2 separate regions of the Homo sapiens genome follow, and region 1 is linked to region 2. Evidence: chromatin loops called from intact Hi-C (ENCODE). Cell type or tissue: PC-9. All regions are shown on one strand.

What was found. Hi-C counts contacts between places; a loop is a spot of excess contacts. Peaks named below come from ENCODE experiments on the same cell type or tissue, not always from the same donor. Only the 100,000 strongest peaks of a DNase experiment are listed, where the experiment ranks them.
Region 1: it touches region 2 in a loop (4-fold over the local background); 2 of 110 quality-filtered maps call a loop at or near these places.

The regions. Positions count from the first base shown.
Region 1 is chr11:33,628,644-33,636,643 of GRCh38, forward strand. The region is part of intron 16 of KIAA1549L (KIAA1549 like); the gene reads left to right. Among named protein-coding and RNA genes, the nearest start is that of C11orf91, 68 kb to the right of the region's middle. In PC-9, no CTCF peak of the experiment used is centred here; DNase peaks (open chromatin) are centred at 4,888, 5,788, 6,028 and 7,668; H3K4me3 peaks cover 861 bases; H3K27ac peaks cover 5,038 bases.
Region 2 is chr11:33,731,519-33,739,518 of GRCh38, forward strand. It overlaps CD59 (CD59 molecule (CD59 blood group)), which reads right to left and starts at 4,905. Exons shown (of 4, transcript NM_000611.6): 1 at 4,864-4,905. RefSeq lists an enhancer at 935-1,064 and a silencer at 4,554-5,023. In PC-9, no CTCF peak of the experiment used is centred here; DNase peaks (open chromatin) are centred at 4,983 and 5,503; H3K4me3 peaks cover 4,034 bases; H3K27ac peaks cover 3,187 bases.

The DNA of each region.
Region 1 (8,000 bases), 100 kb before region 2:
CTTCCTCCATCCTTTTATTTTGAGCCTATGTGTGTCTCTGCACGTGAGATGGGTTTCCTGAATACAGCACACTGATGGGTCTTGACTCTTTATCCAATTTGCCAGTCTGTGTCTTTTAATTGGAGCATTTAGTCCATTTACACTTAAAGTTAATATTGTTATGTGTGAATTTGATCCTGTCATTATGATGTTAGTTGGTTATTTTGCTTGTTAGTTCATGCAGTTTCTTCCCAGTCTCGATGGTCCTTACATTTTGGCATGATTTTGCATCGGCTGGTACCGGTTGTTCCTTTCCATGTTTAGCGCTTCCTTCAGGAGCTCTTTTAGGGCAGGCCTGGTGGTGACAAAAGCTCTCAGCATTTGCTTGTCTGTAAAGTATTTTATTTCTCCTTCACTTACGAAGCTTAGTTTGGCTGGATATGAAATTCTGGGTTGAAAATTCTTTTCTTTAAGAATGTTGAATTTTGGCCCCCACTCTCTTCTGGCTTGTAGAGTTTCTGCCGAGAGATCCGCTGTTAGTCTGATGGGCTTCCCCCTTTGAGGGTAACCCGACCTTTCTCTCTGGCTGCCCTTAACATTTTTTCCTTCATTTCAACTTTGGTGAATCTGACAATTATATGTCTTGGAGTTGCTCTTCTCGAGGAGTATCTTTGTGGTGTTCTCTGTATTTCCTGAATCTGAATGTTGGCCTGCCTTGCTAGATTGGGGAAGTTCTCCTGGATAATATCCTGCAGAGTGTTTTCCAACTTGGTTCCATTCTCCCCATGACTTTCAGGTACACCAATCAGACGTACATTTGGTCTTTTCACATAGTCCCATATTTCTTGGAGGCTTTGCTCGTTTCTTTTTATTCTTTTTTCTCTAAACTTCCCTTCTCGCTTCATTTCATTCATTTCATCTTCCATCGCTGATACCCTTTCTTCCAGTTGATCACATCGGCTCCTGAGGCTTCTGCATTCTTCACGTAGTTCTCGAGCCTTGGTTTTCAGCTCCATCAGCTCCTTTAAGCACTTCTCTGTATTGATTATTCTAGTTATACATTCTTCTAAATTTTTTTCAAAGTTTTCAACTTCTTTGCCTTTGGTTCGAATGTCCTCCCGTAGCTCGGAGTAATTTGATCGTCTGAAGCCTTCTTCTCTCAGCTCGTCAAAGTCATTCTCCGTCCAGCTTTGTTCCGTTGCTGGTGAGGAACTGCGTTCCTTTGGAGGAGGAGAGGCGCTCTGCTTTTTAGAGTTTCCAGTTTTTCTGCTCTGTTTTTCCCCATCTTTGTGGTTTTATCTACTTTTGGTCTTTGATGATGGTGATGTACAGATGGTTTTTTGGTGTGGATGTCCTTTCTCTTTGTTAGTTTTCCTTCTAACAGACAGGACGCTCAGCTGCAGGTCTGTTGGAGTACTGGACCGTGTGAGGTGTCAGTCTGCCTCTGCTGGGGGGTGCCTCCCACTTAGGCTGCTCAGGGGTCAGGGACCCACTTGAGGAGGCAGTCTGCCCGTTCTCAGATCTCCAGCTGCATGCTGGGAGGACCACAGCTCTCTTCAAAGCTGTCAGACCGGGACATTTAAGTCTGCAGAGGTTACTGCTGTCTTTTTGTTTGTCTGTGCCCTGCCCCCAGAGGTGGAGCCTGCAGAGGCAGGCAGGCCTCCTTGAGCTGTGGTGGGCTCCACCCAGTTCGAGCTTCCCGGCTGCTTTGTTTACCTAAGCAAGCCTGGGCAATGGCGGGCGCCCCTCCCCCAGCCTCGCTGCCACCTTGCAGTTTGATCTCAGACTGCTGTGCTAGCAATCAGCGAGACTCCGTGGGCGTAGGCCCCTCCGAGCCAGGTGCGGGATATAATCTCCTGGTGCGCCATTTTTTAAGCCTGTCGGAAAAGCGCAGTATTCGGGTGGGAGTGACCCGATTTTCCAGGTGCCGTTTGTCACCCCTTTCTTTGACTAGGAAAGGGAACTCCCTGACCCTTTGCGCTTCCCGAGTGAGGCAATGCCTCGCCCTGCTTCGGCTCATGCATGGTGCGTGCACCCAGTGACCTGCGCCCACTGTCTGGCACTCCCTAGTGAGATGAACCCGGTACCTCAGATAGAAATGCAGAAATCACCCATCTTCTGCGTCGCTCACGCTGGGAGCTGTAGACCGGAGCTGTTCCTATTTGGCCATCTTGGCTCCTCCCGATTTAAGAGATTTTCAAGGGCTTTTCTCTACATGATTTTTACCTACTCTGCTGGCTGGCATTAGCATTAGCATCTAAGCTTTGTATGAGATTCCACTGTATCAACCCGTGTGAGGCTCTGTGGAGAAGGGAAAGATGTATTAATTTTCGTGCATGGCCAGGTAATTACTAGTGGAGGAGAGAGGTGGAGGCACGTGCAACGTACTGTGGCAATGAACTTGGATGGGAAGAGGAAGTGCTCCTGAGGGTTTGTTCCTTCCTGTCTGTCCCACAGCCACTGCCCAGTACTGTCTCCATTACTCACCACTGCTGAAGCTGCCAGACAGCTGCCAGGGACATCCTTCTAAAACACACACTCTTGTTCAAAATCCTCCAGGAGCTCCCCATAGCTTTGGAGATAAAACTCAGACTCTAAGCTCCCAGCTCAGCACTTTTCTGCTCTGGCTGGCCCAGATGTGCCCTTCTAGCTGACGCGTGTTACTCCTTCAACCACCCCCTTGGCTCCAGCCTGAACACCTTCCCCAAACTTGTCCTGTGGTTTCTCATCTCCGGGTTTTTGCATGCATGCATCACTCCGCCTGGAATCTCCCTTCCCACCTGCTTCATCCAGGCCCAGGCTGCTCAGCCTCCTCGCTGTTAACACTTAGGGCTGTAGAGTTTCTTCATATGGTGCGCTGTCCTGTACGTTACAGGGTTTTTAGCAGCATCCGTGGTCTCTACCTATGCCTGAGGTGCCAGAAGCCCCTCCCAGTTGTGACAACCAAAATACGTCTCCAGGCATTGCAGATGTCCCCTGGTGGTCAAACCTGCTCCTGGCTGAGAACTACTGACCTAAGCAATGCTTTTGGAACTTGGTTTAAACATGACCTTCCCCAGCACCTTTTCCTGGCCCCTATGCCTATGGGCCCCTCCTTTGTGTTCCAGTAGCCCCTGATACCCCAATCAAAGCCTTCACCTCCAACTTCCATTAGTTAGTTCACTTGTGTTATTTCCCCATGCAACTCCTCGAGGACAGGAGTCATGTTTTATTTATCCTTGAAACCACAGCACTCGGAATAGTAACTGGCACACAGTAGATGCGGTGTCTCTATTTGTTGGGCAAATGAACAAACAAGTGTGTCAAACAGAAGAGGTGACTCCTGAGCTGAGACTTGAAAAAATGGGTCACGTTTCTAGCTCTGAGCCAAATACACATTAGATTTGACGGAATATCAAAACCATAGGCTGATGTCCATTGCCATTTGGAGTTCACTGTGAATGGTGGTTATCCACTAAAATCCTTTGGCAAAAGCAACAGAAACTCCAACTTAAACGATCTTAAAACATGAACAGGGTGAATTGTTTACGGTAAATCCAGGCATGGTTTGGTTGGGGCCCCAGTCTGTTCCTCTGCATTATACACAGGTCTGTGTTCCCTTGTGTGTTGGCTGTATCCACAGGTGGACTCTGGTAAGAAATCCCAGGCCTCATATCTACATCCTGTATGGACCAGTGCAAGAGGGAATTCTCTTTTCCCAACCTCAAGACAAGGTTTATGGGTTTTACTCTGACTGAGCCATCATATGCCAAGTGTCCAGCCCTTCATGAATCACTGTAGCAGTGAATGCGGGGAGATTACACTGATTAATTTAACTTGGTCAGGCCCCATCGATGGAGCTGGGGCAGCTTAGTCCCAGCTAGCCCCCCTGGCTGAAACACAGGGAGAGAAGGAGATGGATGCTGAGGCCATCACAGTGCCTGCTACAGTACCTGCTGCTTGAGGAACACTTGTAGTTGGACTTTTTTATTTAGAGAGACAGATCTTGCTCTGTTGCCCAGGCTGGAGTACAGTGACATAATCACAGCTCACTGCAGCCCCAACCTCCTTGGCTCAGGCGAGCCTCCCTCCTCAGCCTCCCAAGTAGCTAGAACTACTACTACCATACCTGGTTAATTTTTAATTTTTATTTATTTATTTATTTATTTTTGTAGAAATGGGGTCTCCCTATGTTGCCCATAGAGGCTGGCCTAGAACTCCTGGCTTTGAGCAATTTTCCCACCTCAGCCTCCCAGAGTGCTGGGATTATAAACATGAGCACTGTGTTGGGCATTTTAAGGAACACACCCAACAGTCTCCTCCACGTCACTCTTCCCTCCAGTTTCAGCCTGTTGTCATCTTTGTGTTTTTTGTCGTTGTTGTTTGTTTTTGAGACAGAGTTTCATTCTTGTTGCCCAGGCTGGAGTGCAATGGTGTGGTCTCAGCTCACTGCAACCTCCACCTCCTGGGTTCAGGCGATTCTCCTGTCTCAGCCTCCCAAGTAACTGGGATGACAGGTGCCCACCACCATGCCCAGCTTTTTTTTTTTTTTTTTTTTTTTTTTTTTTTGTATTTTTAGTAGAGACAGGGTTTCACCATGTTGGCCAGGCTGGTCTTGAACTCCTGACCTCAGGTGATCTGCCCGCCTCTTTCTCCCAAAGTCCTGGGATTTTTACAGGTGTGAGTCACTGCGCCCAGCCCTCTTGTCATCTTTGGTTGGCCCATTCTGAAGGGAAAGATCAGCGTGGTGTTGTGTAACGACTGCTATTCACTGTGAGCTCGGGAAGTCCAGGCTACAGTCAGAGGTTCATGTTTTAGACACAGATAGAGTGACAGAGGGATTTTGTGCATCCGTCTGGTTTTTTCAAGAGCTGAAGAGGTGAAAGGGCAGACTTGAGTGGATGGCGGGGAGAGCCTGTTTGTGATGGAATAGTGCTAACTCACGGGAGAGATCCTCCCAGTGTCCTCGCTCCCTGCAGTGCCAGCTCAGCTAAGATGAAAAAAAGCAGGTGATGACTCACCTAGAAAGCAAAACGCGAATTAGCTTTCCAAGAGAGAAAGCCATTCTGATATGTTTACTTTCGGGTGGATTCCTTTTGAAGAGGTGTTTTTAATTATGACTGTGGTTTATATATTGTTCTTGAAGTTCACAGGTAGTACAGTGTAGGGGCTGTGCTCATAGCCTCTGGAGCTAGGCTACTTACAAGCTACGTGAAGTTAGGCCAGTTACCTTCCTATCTGCGCTTTAGTGTTCTCATCTGTAAAATGGGGATACCAGTGGTACCTACTTTATGAGGATGTTGTGGAAATTAAATGAGCTAATGCAGACAAAGCATGTAGAAAACAGGCGGTGAACATTAGCTATTATAACTCCCCAGGAGGGAGAGGGCGATACTCCCCTTTTCCTGTTTCTTTTCTAGCAGTTACTACTCTGTTTTTGTTGTTGTTGTTGTTGTTTTGAGACAGAGTCTCATTCTGTCGCCCAGGCTGGAGTGCAGTGGCATGATCTCAGCTCACTGCAACTTCTGCCTCCCGGGTTCAAGCAATTCTCCTGCCTTAGCCTCCTGAGTAGCTGGGATTACAAGCATGCACCACCATGCCCAGCTAATTTTTGTATTTTTAAGAGAGGCAGGGTTTCACCAGGTTGGGCAGGCTTATCTGGAACTCCTGACCTCAAGTGATCCACCCACCTCGGCCTCCCAAAGTGCTGGGATTACAGGTTTGAACCACCACGCCCGGCCTGCGCTTACTGCTCTGAATTGTGTCACACACCAAAGAGAGGACTGCATTCCTCCAAGGGTGCCTTTCTCCAGCATGACTGGACAAGAGATGGGCCGTAGTACAAGGCCACACTTCCAGAGATGACCTTTAAGGTAATGTTTTTGCAAACACAGGGTGGGACAGTGGTTGCAACTCAAGGCAAATGGATCTTGTGGGCTGCTCAGTAATTGAATTTCCCCTGCTCCTTAGAGAGCAACAAGTTATGGGGGGAGAAAGACGGGAAGTTGAGCTGGCACCTAAGACTTCTGTTACACGGGGAAGATGTTTTGCTTTAGGGGCAGTGAGTAATGCTGAGAGCATTGGAGCACCTTCTTTTATCCTTGTCTGTCCCATCTTCATAGTCTCAGTGGAGACTCTGATTATGAGTCACTCTCTGAAAGGTCCTCTCTGAAAGAGGATGTCCCTATTTCCTTAGAAGTCTATGAGAGACCCTTTATATGTCTTTTCTACTGAACTGAAACACAGAAACAGCATGCTGTCCTCACATCCTCATAGCCCTGGAGTGATCGTAGATCATCCTTTGGAAGGGCCATCAGAATGAAATTTGAAATTTTGCTGAAAAAATTTTTTTTAATTCCATTTGCACGCCTTTGCAGAAAAGTGACCAAGCCATTATTTTGAACCCCACTGCCTGTTCTGAGGGGAACCAATCTCACTTTATTATTAGAGAAGCTTCCAGGATGCAGGCTTATGGGAAACTGCTGCCAAAGGTCTCTCTGCTCCTGTACCATCATGGTCTTCTTCCCACCTGGTGAAGTGAGAACTTCCTGAAATGTGGTTTCCAGAAGCAACTTTCTAAATATGTCTCTCCTTCCTCAGTAACAGGCAGCACTTGCAGTGGGCAGAGGAGGCATTAAATGGAGAGAAGTGGCACTGTTTTGTGTGGCCCAAAAGACTCCGATTGGTGGAAAATAAAAATGGACATGGAGCCAGATAAATTTCATCATGGCCAGATGGCCCAGGAATTTATCTTGCTGAAACCCCCACTCGGTCTCTGGGCCCTTGCCACGAAGTTGCATAATTTGTTCAGAATCTGTTCGTGCAGGATGGAGCTGCGATTGACACTGAGCTGAAAATCTGGGCTTTGGGGCAGGGTTTGGAGAGAGGCTTCAAATTCCTATGCTCCAGAAATGAAGTAACAAGGTGAGGTAAAGTGATGTTACACCCACTTGTGTGTCCTGGAAAGTGTGGGCTTGTAAAACCCCTGTTCACTTCGGGGCGCCTAACTCAAGAAATTCTAGAATAAGTGGCCTCAAGAGCCCTTTATCCCTCTTCGTTAAGCCCATTCTAGATAAAACTGTTTCATTCATTTTAGACAAAACTGTTTCATTCATTTTAGACAAATGGAAATGTCTTTTACTGTTGAAGACTTTTGAGTAGGAATTCTCCAGACTTTTAACACTCATTTATTCAGTGAGTATTTATTAATGTTCTACCACATGCCATTCTGGGATACGGCAGAAAATATGACAATATCCCTGCCCTCATGGGGCTTATCCAGTAGTCACCACTTATCCATGGTTTCAGCTACTTACGGTCAACTATGATCTGAAAATATTAAATGGGAAATTCCAAAGATAATTTATACGTTTTAAATTGTGTGCCATTCTGAGTAGTGTAATGAAGTCTGACGCCATCCCACTCCATCCCACCCAGGACATGAATCTTGCCTTTGTCCAGCTTATCCTGGTCAACAAGGATAATGTCTATGCTACCCAGCTGTCAGTCACTTAGTCACACAGTGGTTATTCAGACAACCACTGTCGCAGCATGCCAGTGCTTGTGTTCAGGTAACCCTTATTTTACTTAATGGTGGCTCCAAAGGGTGAGAGTGGTAACGCAATTTGGTTATGACAAAGAAAAGCCCTCTAGTGCTTCCTTTAATAGGTGAAAGTTGCTGACTTAGTAAGGAAAGAAAAAAAATTGTATCCTGAGGTTGCTACAATCTCTGGTAACAATGAATCTTCTTTTTTTTTTTTTTTTTGAGACAGAGTCTCGCTGTGTCACCCAGGCTGGATTGCATTTGCGTAATCACGGCTCACTGCAACTTCCACCTCCTGGGTTCAGCCTCCCAAGTAGCTGGGATTACAGGCATGTACTACCACGCCCAGCTAATTTTTGCCTTTTTAATAGAGATGGGGTTTCACCATGTTGGCCAGGCTGGTGTTGAACTCCTGACCTCAAGTGATCCACCAGCCTCGACCTCCCAAAGTTCTGGGATTACGGGCGTGAACCACCACGCCCAGCCAAGAACGAATCTT
Region 2 (8,000 bases):
AGCATCAGAATCACCTGGAGGGCTCTTAAGTAGATGATTAGACTCCAGCCCTAGAGGTTTTAATTCAGGTGGGCTAGTGTAAGGCTCAAGAATGTGCATTTTGAGCCAGCACTCAGGTGCTGCGTTTCTGCTGGTTCAGGGATCACACTAAGAACCACTGGGTTAGAGGGTGACCTGGCATAAGGGCCAGGTTACTTTAGATTGGGTTGGAAATGTTTCTTCCAACAGGGTTATAAAAGAAGCTGTTAGTTCTTAAATATTTAGGAGCCGCTTCTACTTTTAAGGGCCCATATGATTATGACATTGAATGCAAGCCATTAGGCAAGACCTTGTGATATGGTTTGGTTGTGTTCCCACCCAAATCTCATTTTGAATTGTAACTCCCATAATTCCCACGTGTTGTGGGAGGGACCTGGTGGGAGATAATTGAATCACTGGGGACGGTTTCCCCCATACTGTTCTTGTGGTAGTGAATAAGTCACACAAGAGCTGATGGTTTTATAAGGGGTTTCCCCTTTCACTTGGCTCTCATATTTCTGTCTTGTCTGCTGCCAGTAAGACGTGCCTTTCACCCTCTGCCATGATTGTGAGGCATCCCTAGCCACGTGGAACTGTGAGTCCATTAAACCTCTATTTCTTTACAAATTACCCAGTCTTCGGTATGTCTTTATCAGCAGCATGAAAATGGACTAATACACCTCCAAAATCTCATGTTGAATTTTAATCCCCAGTGTCGGAGGAGGGACCTGGTGGGAGGTGACTGGATTATGGGGTGGTTTCTAACAGTTCAGCACCATCCCCCTAGTGCTGTCTTGTGGCAGAGCTTAGGAAATCTGGTTGTTTGAAAGTGTGTAGCACTTCCCCCTTTGCTGTCTTCCTCCTGCTCCCGCCAAGTAAGGCATTCTTGCTTCCCCTTCTCCACCATGATTCTAAGTTTCCTAAGGCCTTCCCAGAAGCAGAAGCCTATACAGCCCAAAGAACTGCGAGCCAATTAAACCTCTTTTCTTTATAAATTACCCAGTCTCAGGTACTTCTTTATAGCAGTGTGAGAATGGACTAATACACCTTGTTCCTGTGTTAACTTCCATTTGGTGAGCAAATATCAAGGGCCAGTTGCTAAGATAGATGCTCTTGACATAGTAACTGGAGTTAATCCTCACAATAATACCATAAGGTAAACTGAACCTTTGCCTCCAATTACAGGGGGAGGAAACAAGATTGAGGAAGAGAACTAATTTATGCAACTAACTTATGTGGTAGGTAGAATAATGCCTCTCTTCCCCAAAAATGTCCGTATCCTAACTCCAGGAACCTGTGAAAACAGGAGACCTTGCATGGCAAGTGACTTTGTAGATGAGATTAAGGAGATTATTTTGGATTATTCAATGGGCCCAATGTAATCCCAGGGGTCATTGAAAGAGGAAGAAGGTAGCAGAGTCTGTCAAAGACTCATGACCGACAACAGAAAAAGAGGCAAGAAATTTGAAGAATGAGATGAAGACACGAAGGGTTCCCTAAGCCAAGGCACACAGGCGGCCTTTAGAAGCTAAGAATGGTCCTCAACTGACACTCAGCAAAGAAACAGAACCTCAGTCCTCCAGTCACAAGGACTATATTCTACCAGGAACCTGAATGAGCACAGAAACAGACTCTCCCCTAGAGCCTCCAGAGCAGCACAGAGCCCTGCCACCTTGATTACAGCCCTGTGAGACCTGTGTCAGACTTCTGATTTACAGAATGGAAAGATTAATAAACTTGTGGCATTTGAAACAGCTAAATTTGTGGTGGTTTCAGCAGCAGTAGAAAATTATTATAAGGCCGAGTGTGGTGGCTCATGCCTATAATCCCAGCACTTTGGGAGGCTGAGGCGGGTGGATCACTTGAGGCCAGGAGTTCCAGACCAGCCTGGCCAACATGGTGAAACCCTGTCTCTACTAAAAAAAATACAAAAATTAGCCAGATGTGGTGGCACTCACCTGTAATCCCAGCTACTTGAGAGGCTGAGACACGAGAATCGCTTGCACCCAGGAGGTGGAGGTTGCAGTGAGCCAAGACTGTGCCACTGCACTCCAGCTTGGGCAACAGAGAGAGACTGTCTCAAAATTAAAAAAAAAAATTATTAAAATTATTATAGCAACCTCTGAACTGGAAACTGGTAGAACAGCATTTAAACCCAGGTCTAAGCTCTGAGTGAACGAACCATAGTTAAACTCTAGTGGGGAGACGGGAGACTTCTTATAAATTCAGCTTCTGAAATACATTAGTTAAGCTGAGGTCATTAGAGAAGAGAGTTGACATCAGTGGTGTTTCCACAAGATTCACAGTTGCCCATGAGTATGGTTACTCCTCCTAGGAGCCTGAGGCCTTACAGACTGAAGAATTTTAAGGCTAGAAGTGTCCTCAAAATAAAACCCAATGTTTTTATTTTATAGGAAATTAGTGGAGGCCCAGTGGGATGAAATTACCTGTCCCAAGGCAACATGTTAGTCGCAAAACCACCCTGGATGGATCTTGTTTCTATTCGCCAGGGGCTGGCAACTCACAAGATACCTAGTGTCAGCAATGTCAGAGAACTAGAGCTTTTGAACCCCAGGTCTGCGTGTCACCTTGGAGACATACACAATACCTGCTCTAGCCATGCCTGTTGAAGCGCCCAGACAAACATCCATCACTCAGTTCACGGAACAAATTACATCAGCAGGAAGAGACAAAGAGAAAACAACCATCATAACGGAAAAGGCTTTCCAATCCAGCCAAGGTTCTCATGCCAGGAATAACCACTCCAAAACTCTTTGTGTGATATACATATAAATTCTAGGGTACATGTGCAGGATGTGCAGATTTGTTTCATAGGTAAACGTGTACCATGGTGGTTTGCTGCACCTATCAACCCATCACCTAGGTATTAAGCCCAGCATGCATTAGCTGTTTTTCCTAATGCTCTATCCCCACCCACCCCACCTGCCGACAGGCGCCAGTGTGTGTTGTTCCCCTCCCTGTGTCCAAGTGTTCTCATTGGTCAGCTCCCACTTATTAGGCCAGAACTCTTTGGACCAAACAAATCTGCAGCTTCCCCTACAAGGGCCTTTCCTGCAGTTTGTTCCGGAATGCCAATCCCTAACTCTCCAAAGAGTCCTATCTCCGCACTCACGGCCCCTCCCGTGTTAAGTACACATGCAAAACCAAGGTTTAGTGAATATGTTTCCTAAGATATAGGACATAAGTAAAAAGAAGTCTTTGCCTTTAGAAAGCCTCAAGCACTTCTGGGCTTGGCAATGTCTGTGGCGGTTTGGCTGAGGTTCTTAAAGAGGTGGCCCAGAATTTTCCATGCTCTACTTTTCAAGAGCTTCTACCAGCAGCTGTCAAAGATGAATGCCATTAGGCACCCCACTCTCTCACCCTAAGATCCATTTTATTTAGGCTTTTATCTCCTAAGCCACTCAGCTAATGGGATGTTTTTCTTACAGCTAAGTTCAGCAAACAGTTTCTAGTTTCCACTGTGAAAATACAGAGGCCACAAGTTTTAGGACTGTTTGGCTTGTAGGGGAGGCAGCCTCCCTTTCTGCCTCTCCTTCATAAACTGCCACGTAAATAGCCACATTTTGGCAAACGTTGCCATCTCCCTCAACATTCGGGGCTCTGTGCCTTCTTCAGGGAACTGGGAGTAAACCGCCAGGAGTGGAGAACTTGAACAACTGCTCAGGGATCGCAGGGTACCTGAAATAATTAGCAGCCGCCGCGTTTGTGCTGAGCGCTTTCCGTCAATCATCTCAACCACCCTGTGAAGTGAAGCCTATTGTTTTACCCATCAAGTGCTGTTAAATACTTCCAGAAATGACCAGTGAAGAGCCTGGGTATCACTAAACGGCCATAAAAGGCACACTGCTTAATGTTGGTTTTTTTTGTTTGTTCTTTGTGGGTTTTGTTCGTTTTTGAGGCGGAGTCTCGCTCTTATTGCCCAGGCAGTAGGGCAATGGCGCGATCTCGGCTCACCGCTACCTCAGCCTCCCGGGTTAATGTTGTTTTTTGAAAAGTCAGCAGTCAGACTCTAAGAAGGGTGCGGCCCGAGCCGACCCAAGAAAACAAAACATCACGTTGTACTTAAAACGTCCGTTTCGGCCGGGCGCGGTGGCTCACACCTGTAATCCCAACACTTTGGGAGGCGGAGGCGGGCGGATCACGAGGTCAGGAATTCAAGATCAGCCTGACCAACATGGGAAAACCCCGTTTCTACTAAAAATACAAAATTTAGCCAGGCATGGTGGCGCATGCCTGTAATCCCAGCTACTCAGGAGGCTGTGGCAGGAGAATCGCTTGAACCCGGTACACGGAGGTTGCGGTGAACCCAGATCGCGCCACTGCACTCCAGCCTGGGCAACAGCGAAACTCCATCTCAAAAAAAAAAAAAAGTCCGTTTCGCCCGACACCTGCTTTTCAAAATTACACATTTAGACCGCGAGGGGAGAGAGGAACTGCCGTGACCACGGAGGGCTGGCCTTTCCCCCGGCGCAGTTTCTCTGGACCGCTAGAGCTTCCCTTGAGACGAAAGCGATGGCAGGGGCCCGGGTGCGAGGCTGCCCCCGAGGGAATGGGGGGCGCGACGGGGGTAACGGGGCTGCTTCTGGGAGAGGGCGCGCTCCCCGTTTCTCCTTCCTCGTAGATAAAATGAAGCCAGCGTTCGGCTAGGACACCGGGCCGCGGTGACGGGTTGGAAGGGCCAGGCCTCGGGAGGCTCGCCCGGCAGGGGTCGAGTGGAAAGCGAGGACGGGGGTAGCCCCCACAGACCCTCCGCCCGGGCCCAGACTGCCGCCGCCACCTCGGCTCGGCTCACCCAAACCCCAGCAGGCCTTCGGGCCTTCTTACCTGGCGGCGCCCAAGATCCTCTTCCAGCCTCGAGCCGCTTCTGCGCTCAGCCCCCGCATTCTTTCGCTCCAGCCCGCAAGGCTCCGCCCCCCGGCCCCGCCCCTCAGGATGCCCTTGCCCTCCCAGGCTCCCGGCTCCCGCACCGCGCAGCCGCACCTCGGCAGGAACCTCCTCCTCTCCCTCCACCCCCGCGCGGAGCTCAGCCTCCTGGCCCAGGTTCTGAGAAGGCCGGGTGGCCAGGACCCAATGAGCACCTTCAAAACCCCAGGGAACTGAAAGTTTGGGGCGTCCTCCTCGGATTTGCTATGGGACATAAAAACAGTAGGAAACTTCCAAAGACTTCTGATTTTCCCTTTTACTTTTTTTTTAAGTATATTAAAATGTTTTTCAAAACGTTTCTGTGCGTCTTGCTGGTGCCCTGGGTGCCCCAGGGCCTGGCTATCGGGCTATGCGGCCCTGCTGCAGTCTGAAGCTGCTTCCTACTGCGAGGCTTGGGCAGCATCCAAATAGCCATCAGCCACAGCCGCATCCGTATCCGTGCCTTGTGACTTGTTTGAGACCCAAACAAAATGTTATGCGTTTAAAAGCTTACTGGGCTGCTCGGGGACCAGTGTTTTGAATGAACCTCTTCGAGTGTCTCTATCAACTTAGCTGGTAGCTACTGTTCCCCAGCAGCCACCAGAGGCAGGGACAGAAGAGCAAGACCAGGGGATCCGCCTGCATGAGTCTGTCCCTTCAGGGTGGCCTCGCCTCAGGGACTGGATTGTAGGCATGGTTTCAATAACACAGCGGTGTGAAAGTTTAAGAGTTTTTAGTACTTACGGACCCTGGGTGGTACACAGCTTGCCTAGAGGACACACACACACACACACACACACACACACACACACACACGGAGATCAGGGAGAACAGGGAGAGGGAAGGGAGGAACGGACCTTTGGGCCAGCAACTTTATCCAGTTAGGTTTCCTCTGGAGAGCTCTAACTGGTGGATTTAAAAGCAAGCAGGTGAAAAGGCAGAGGTGGGAGGAACTTGAACCAGAGTTTGAAGCTGCAGTAGTGCCCTGTTATCACATCACTGCATGTTTATCTCTGGCCACCAGCTAGAGCCATTTGCGTGGGGTATAGTACTGGAAACTGTCAATGGTGACTGAGACTTGCTTCTGTTATTAAAAGTTAAACATATTCAAAAATGGATGCTGAGGTAACAAAAAATTATAAGCACTCACCAGAACCGCAACCACCATTTGGAACATTAGTTTTATGTGCAGATGTAATTAGAAGTTTCCATTTGCTATTATATTTGGAAAGTGTCCCACTCACTGCAGAACTGACTGTAAGAACGCCATAGGAGGGAGGGTGGGGCTACAGGCCAAAAGTACAAGTCTTCCTCCAAGAGGATGGCCTCTGTTAGAAAGCATGAGACACACTTTGAGGGTCAGGGTGAGAAGATATTACATCTCAGGGCTGCTTGTGTTGAACTGGTCAGGGAAGAAGGCATGAGATAAAATTTAAGCAGGGGGAATCATAGATTACTGAATGTCTTGCAGGGAAAATCATATAGTAACTGTCTTGACGCTTCTACTGTTATTCTGATGGCTTTGGGATGTCAGGGAATGAGTTCCATTTGGTGGTGCTCAAATCCTGGTATTCCTCTATACAAGTGGGAGTTTTTTAAATCAGGATGACTTGCTTTGATATTTAAAGCATGTCTCCTTAAAACAGCTAATACTGTATATTTCCCAAGATGGATTCCAAAGCTCTTTTGTGTACATACCTTACACACATCCTGTTAGCTATTCCTTCCTTGACACGCTTGGCTTCTGAGATGCCACTCTCTCCTAGTTTGGTTCCCTAGAATGGTTTCTTGACCATTCGGTCTTGAGATTCTTTTCCTTTACCCACTAATAATTTGGTGTCCCAGGATTAGACTGAGAACCATGGCTGTGTGTGCTCCCTGGGAGACTATAGTGTATCTACTCTTTTACCTTGGGATGTATGTTTGCAGATGATTCAAAAGTCTGTCTCCATCCCTGACCACTCCCCCTATCTTCATATTCATATCCAGCTGACTGCTGGACATCTCCACTTATATGTTCCACAGACATCTTGAACTTAATGTGCACAAATCTGAATTCATCTTTAAAGAGTGACTGCTTTTCCTGAATTTTTTTCATAAATGAAGACAGAAACCTAGGAATCAACGTTGACCTCTTCCACTCCCTCACATCTACTCAGCCATTCCTGCCTATTTTACCATTTCAATATCTCAATTTCATTCCTTTTTCACATTGCTACTGTGCTAATTCAGATCTGTAGTTTGCGTTGCTTGAGCCATTACAATTCCTTAATACCAGGTCCCCATGTTGCCCATGTCAATTCCTGCATCCCCTGCCCCTTCTCTGCTTGCCCTCCACACGGCTGCTAGAGACCTGGCTAGTTTACCTCTCCAGCCTCATGCCTCACTTTTCATTTTCCACTTCATTTTACCTTGTTATCATCATCCTTTTGTGAATACAATATGCCTGCAGCAGCCAGTATGCAACCATGATCGTCTTTGAGAGGAAAAGTCTTGTGCTAAGGATGGCAGGTCAGAAAGATGGAGCCAATCTGGACTGTTGATAACACCACTGTGCCATCATGTCAGCCTTGAACTAGCTACCTCTGACTATTCGCAAGAATAACCACCCCCAAACTATTTAAGCTACTGTTAATTTAGGTATTTGTCTTATTCTAGTGATATATCAAGCCTCAGAGAAATTAGTAAAAAAAATCAGTTGTGTTTTCAAGGGTCCTCAGAGCCAGAAATGGCCTTTTCACCACCAAAAGTAGAGTCTGGTTTGGGCAACATTAATGCCAACTGTTAAATTCCTGTTACGTGTGAATAAGCATTCTTGCCAATAGCAGAAAATACAGAAGCTTGTTACCAACAAACTTCACGTTAGGCCGGGCGCGGTGGCTCACACCTGTAATCCCAACACTTTGGGAGCCAGAGGCAGGAGGATCACTTAAAGACAGGAGTTTGAGACCAGCCTGGTCAATATAGTGAAACCCTGGCTCTACTAAAAATGCAAAAAAGGGCATGGTAGTGCACACCTGTGATCCCAGCTACCCACGAGGCCGAGGCATAAGAATCAC